2 separate regions of the Homo sapiens genome follow, and region 1 is linked to region 2. A link is an interaction called in ENCODE POLR2A ChIA-PET data of the cell type or tissue named here. Cell type or tissue: PC-9. All regions are shown on one strand. Links, peaks and the distances in the headings refer to the core of each region. The heading gives the core; the rest is flanking DNA.

Region 1 (2,923 bases), core at 151-2,650, 1.2 Mb after region 2:
AGAACTTTTAGCTACAAGTGATATCAGTTTGGAGGTAAACTGCATGTAGCCTTCGGATCATAGACGGCTATTTAAAGATTTGGGGGCAATGGAGTTTGAGAGTTAGAGTTGATTCTGTGGGTACTTGTTATATGAACATGGACACTTTATACTACTTAACCTCTTCCAGACTAATTATCTTCATTTGTAAAATGGAAGCTTTGACAAGACCCTCTCTAAGTTCAGATTCTGGCATGCAGATAATTAATCACATTATGAAGGTGAAACTATGTAAACAGATTATGTATCATGGTCAAAGCCACATGGGCATGGCCTGTATTTGGGAGTTCCTGTGGGTTTTGTACACAGGGGAAATAATCTCTATTTTTCTTTTCTTCTTAGTGGAGCTTCTTATTCAAACAGAACTCTTCTGCAAGGAGCTGTCACTGCACACAGACTCTAGACATGGGGTAGCGTGTGAGTGGTTTACATTAGAGGGAGGCAGCCGCTGCTTCACCTCCCACCCCTAGCTCCCATGGGCTTGGTTCCCCGGTTCTCCCTCACCTCTGTCCTTTGTGAAGTCTAAACACATAGTAAAAGGGCAGCCTGAAGTCTGCAGAGGTGAGCAGAGGGGGGCTTTTGAAAGACAAATACTAGGAATAAATCACATTCTAGGTTTCGAAGCCCTGGAAAAATTTTGCTGTGGGAAGAAGGGAGTGTGTAAAAAATGAATCTGCCTCATCAGTTAATTGTGTTTCTAGCATGCTGTGGTCATTGGTGGTTATATTTTGGGGGACAAATTCTGATCTCTTGACATATCAGCATCAGCAGAAGATTGTGAATAGGCACAGCCTCATCTGTAGTTTTTGAAGATAGCTTTACCTGGGGTTTGGTCCTCCATGACAGTAAGTGTATTTACTTCCACACTTGCTACACAGTGACCTGTAGGCCCAGCCTCATTTTAAAGTGATGATTGTACGCTGATGGCCCTTTTGCCAGGGGCTGCTCTTTTCTCTGCTCAAAGCAGCAGACTTTCCTGATATGCTCAGGGCTGAATTATTCAAAAATCCCTAGCCCCACATTACCACCAAAGTTTTGCAACACAGCTTCCAGATACACTTCAGTATACCCTAAGCTATAGCCTGCAAACTGTCCTCTTGCCATTTCTCCACTTCAGCTCCCCAGAGGCAGCAGCTAAGGTGTCTTGTTACCACCTACCTACACACATTCCTATCTTAGGAGAGGTGAGTTGTAACCACAACTCCATTCTGGGAGTTGGCTGAATTCCAGGACCTTGTAGTCTGTGAGCCTGATTGACCAGATAATGTTTATGATTACAGGAGATGCAGAAGAAACTGACTGAGAGGCCAAGGATGACTGACTCACATAATACACGAACAGGATAGAGTCTTTAGGTGCTACCTGGAAGTTAGGAGGAGGAAAAAAATTCAACTAGCAAATGCATTTCCATATCAGAGATGTGAAATATTACAGATGAATTGAGGATCTTCTTCCTTTCCTTGTGATTTGTGAAGCAGGCTTGGAGGTAATTCTATTCTGCTTCCACAAAGACAAAGACAGATGAAAACTGCATTGCGGGTATTCTGAGTCCATGAGTTTGGATTGAGGCAGGCAACTCATGGCTCTAGCAGGCTGAAAAAGTGGCAGTTTTCTCATCTGGAAAATGAAAGGCTTGGACTGGATAATCTTCCCTCCAGCGCTAACATTCTGTGTTTCTTTGATTTTACATCAAAATGGTGTTTTCTTAATCAGCTCTCTGCTGCTTCCTTTCTGGGATCATTTTTCTTCCCATTGCAGAAGCAGGCGCAAATTTCCAATCAGTTGTCACAGAGAGCTGCCTAATTTTTGCTGTTAATCAGCAGGCAAAACACATCCTGGTTTTCAGACCTGGAACCAACTTCTTAGGCAGTTAGGAAAGACTGTTTTTGCCAGTTGCTTTTTGAGGAAATTTGAGTATTAAAATGACTGATTAAGTATTGAAGTTAATGTGATTCGTTCATCATCAAAAGCAAGCTGCATGACATACAGCTTAGGAACTCTGCTCGGAACAGAGATTCAATGTACATAACTCAATAGAAATGTATAAATGAATCTATATGTACATACATTGTGTGTGCATATCAATTTGCACACACATACACACGAGGCGTGGAGTTGATGCTCCCCAGCCCAGACTGTCTATGACACTACTTAGTTCTGCCATGGAAAGTCCATATAATCCAACACCATCTCTTCCCAGTGTCTGGAATCTCAAAGTAATATATTAGAATTTAATTCTATTAGCTGAATATAGATTCTTCTATAAATTCAGATAATCCTCAGAGTGATCATACTTTAAACAATCCTCAGTCCATTAGACCTTAATGTGAAATAACTGGATTTCTTTTTAAAGAGGAGATTTGGATAAAGGGAAAGGTGGGAGAGAGAGAAAGCAAGATGGCTCTAGAATTCTGAATGGAGTAAAAAAGAGATGAAAGTGTGTGTGTGTGTGTGTGTGTGTGTGTGTATGTGTGTGTGTGTGTATAGCTAGGTTGGAGGATACATTACAGAAAGACAGACAAACTTTGGGTTGAGTTCATTCATTCCTGTGGGATTAATCACTGTGCACAACCTTGTAAATAGCTTCTTTAAATTAAATTATTTTTTCCCCTCTGGACAGAGAGACAATAGCTTATTTTGATTTTATTTATTTTTGTTAAAAAGCAATACATGCACAGGATACTAAATTTAGAAGTTGCCAAGGAGGTAACTTGGTATGTTACCTCCTTGTAACAAGAACAAGTGCATTTCTGTCCTGATCCCCCAACCCCCCAGTTCTTCTTGGAGGCCACCACTATAACCAGTTTCGTGTTCTCAGTGTTTACAAATGTATTTGCATATGATAGCATAGTTTGTATACTGTTTGGCTCCCTGCTTCTCTCAT
Region 2 (2,923 bases), core at 263-2,762:
AAGCCATGTTCTTTGCTCCTATAAAGCTGACCCTCCTAAGAAGAGACAGATATGAACATGAGCCATTCTCACACATATCCATATGATAAAGCATCCAAAGTCATGTATAAATAGCATTGTTTTGAGAGGCCAAGGCTAAGAAGGGAAACAGTCAATACAAATCAAAAGACTACCAAATGAATTAATTATATCTGAGATGGAACATAAACAATGCTTAGAATTTCATCAGGCAGAAAAACAAATAAAGGAGAATCCAATCTATGGAGAAAAAGATAGCCAAACTCACAAATATAGAAAAGTAGAGTGAGATGAAGAGACAACAAATGGCCGAGAAGAACTGGAGCACGGAAGGAACACTTCACTTTGTCCGAGCTGTGTTTGTATTCACTTGTGTGTCAGCGAGTGCTTTTGGTGCATTTCTTGCATACAGACACCCCATTCCTTACCCAAAAGTATTTAAGTTGCAAAGTGCCAGCCATGGACTTAGAAAATCTAAGATCCAATCCCAGTGACTGTGTGATCATTAGTAAGTCATGTTATCTTTCTGATTTCCTCTTCTTTCTGTAAAGACAATCATATCTTACAGAAGAGTCCGAATGTGTAATAATATAATGCCTTTGGAAATATACCATACAGTAAAGGTTGTGGAAATGCTTACAATCTTCCCTGGGACTTAATAGGTGCTCATGAAAGGTTTTGTTGTTTCATAAGTCAGTACAACTACAGCCACAAATCTTTATTTAATTTCAAGTTACCAGTTTCACTTGACAGTATCACCAGAGATCACTCTGTCACAGCAAAATAGAACCCACCATTATTCTTCTAAACAGATTTAGTCTTCACAAAGTAATGACACAGATATCAACATGATCTGTAATGCTTAACCATATTTTAATTTTTGGTTTGAGATTTCTGCTAAGGAAAGATGCTGTATCGCTTTTATTAAAAAAATCACAGCATCTAACATGGCTGTTATCGCTTTCTACAGGAATATTACAGTTTATGAAAGTTCAGGCTAGCACTATAAATTCCTAAAATTAAGGAGGATAAAAAGAAAGTGCAGAGAGGATAAAGGAATAGTTAAGAGGTGATGCGATTTCATTTCCTCTCCATGTCTGGAGGACATCTGGAAAATGCACAAGAAGTTCAAGAATTGAGATAAGAGATTTACTGTTTTAAATTCATATATAAACATAAACTTAAAATATAGGTTTAATAAAGACTCTATTACTTAAATCTCCAATTAAAAAGTTTGGGGTTTTATTTTTGCCTGGAGTGCCATTTTAGTATATACAACATCAGAAATAAACAACCACTTTAAGTGTTACACAATAGAATGTTTTTGTAAACTTCTGTTATTGTGAAGTGTAAACCAATCTTTTTTGAAACTCAAATTCAAATTGCATTTCAATTTCATGTAATTCTAGTGCTCCCTTCCTTCTACAGTGGCAAGCATACATTATTAAAATGTATTTAATTTTTTAAATTGAGTATTCCATTGGAAAGAAAGGCCTAAATCTTGAAATACATGGTATTTAGTGTGTATAGTGCTATCAAAAAAACTGAACTAATACTACTTGGTATGAGCAAATAAAAGAATCACCTTCAAAACTGACTGAGCTCCTCAAGTATGATGTAAGGACAATCTTTGTCACTGGACTTGTGGTGAAATCTGATATGATGTATGAGAAATCCAGGTGGAGTCCATGGTGTTTGCACATTAGGTAGAAGGCAGTAAGATGTCACGGAAAGAGCAGTGGTTTGGAAGATGGCGAATCCCTGCCCTCTTCTCAGTTCATGTGAACTTGAGTAAGTCATTGAACTTTTCAGGACCTTGTTTTCCTCATTGATAAAATGAAAAGCTGGCCCTGGACAGGGTTCTAAAACACATATGCACAAAGAAAAAAAAATCATTCTAATCATCATTTACTTTCCAGTTACAAATAGGAGGAGCTCCACAGCAAATTCCCACAGAAAGTTCCCGAAACAAAATTAGAAAAAAATCACATCATTAGAATTACAAATCCTCTTTCCCTCAACTTTTCTCTCCTTTGCACCCCGTAATTTGTATGGGGGTGGCATAGAGGGAGGATAGAATGGAGGTGAATTGTTGGAATGAGGCTCTGAGAGGATCCTGAAATATTTTAGAAAGGAGTAAAGCTATTTGGTTTGGTTCCTGTTTGGTTCCAAGTATGTCCCCAATAGTCAGCCTTTAATGTCTCACTCTGTAGCAGCTGTGTCAGATGGGAGCATGCCTCTCTCTTAGATTGAATATAGTTCTTAAATTGTCTCCACGGTGAGTTTTTCCTGCCTTCATAATTGTCTGAACACTTAGTATATACTGATGTTATTGTAGGATATTTTTAAAGTATAAATGTTTCTTCTTAGATAGATTGTAAATCACATTTTGAGAAATACAACACATTATATACTCTTTGTTTTTGCATTTGGGACCCATCTAAAACCTTAGTTCATAGAGCAAAGCTTTTCTTGCATGTCTTTAATAAATATTTGCTTATTAATTAATAAATTAGTATTGTAGGAGGTTCTATAATAGCTCCCAGTGGGAGTGATTTCCCACCTACTGATACTCATGCCCTTGTGTTATCCCCTCTCCTCAACCGTGGGCTGGATTTAGTGACAGGAGTCTAATGAACAGTATACAGGAAAAGTGATGGGATATCACTCCCAAGATTAGGTTACAAAAAATGTGACTTCCATCTTCTTTGACAACAGTCCCTCTTTCTCAGAGCCCTTAATCTAGGGGAAGCAAATGATTATGTTGTGAGTACCCCTATGGAGAAGCCCACATGCAAGAAATGGATGTCACCAGCCAAGAGCTATCATGAGTGTGCCAACAACCACATGAGTAACTCTGGAAATGGATCTTCCCCAGGTAAAGCCTTGAAGTGGCTAGAGCCCT

Evidence for each region. ChIA-PET counts read pairs that join two places held together with the same protein. Peaks named below come from ENCODE experiments on the same cell type or tissue, not always from the same donor. Only the 100,000 strongest peaks of a DNase experiment are listed, where the experiment ranks them.
Region 1: POLR2A ChIA-PET joins it to region 2 with 5 read pairs; 1 of 35 experiments calls an interaction of 5 or more read pairs at or near these places.

What each region holds. Positions count from the first base shown.
Region 1 is chr7:95,490,886-95,493,808 of GRCh38, forward strand. All of the region lies in intron 1 of ASB4 (ankyrin repeat and SOCS box containing 4), which reads left to right. Among named protein-coding and RNA genes, the nearest start is that of ASB4, 6.4 kb to the left of the region's middle. In PC-9, for the core only: no CTCF peak of the experiment used is centred there; a DNase peak (open chromatin) is centred at 1,306; H3K27ac peaks cover 366 bases.
Region 2 is chr7:94,331,096-94,334,018 of GRCh38, forward strand. All of the region lies in intron 1 of LOC112267858 (a long non-coding RNA gene), which reads right to left. The region is part of intron 2 of LOC107986821 (a long non-coding RNA gene); the gene reads left to right. Among named protein-coding and RNA genes, the nearest start is that of COL1A2-AS1, 60 kb to the right of the region's middle. In PC-9, for the core only: no CTCF peak of the experiment used is centred there; a DNase peak (open chromatin) is centred at 1,666.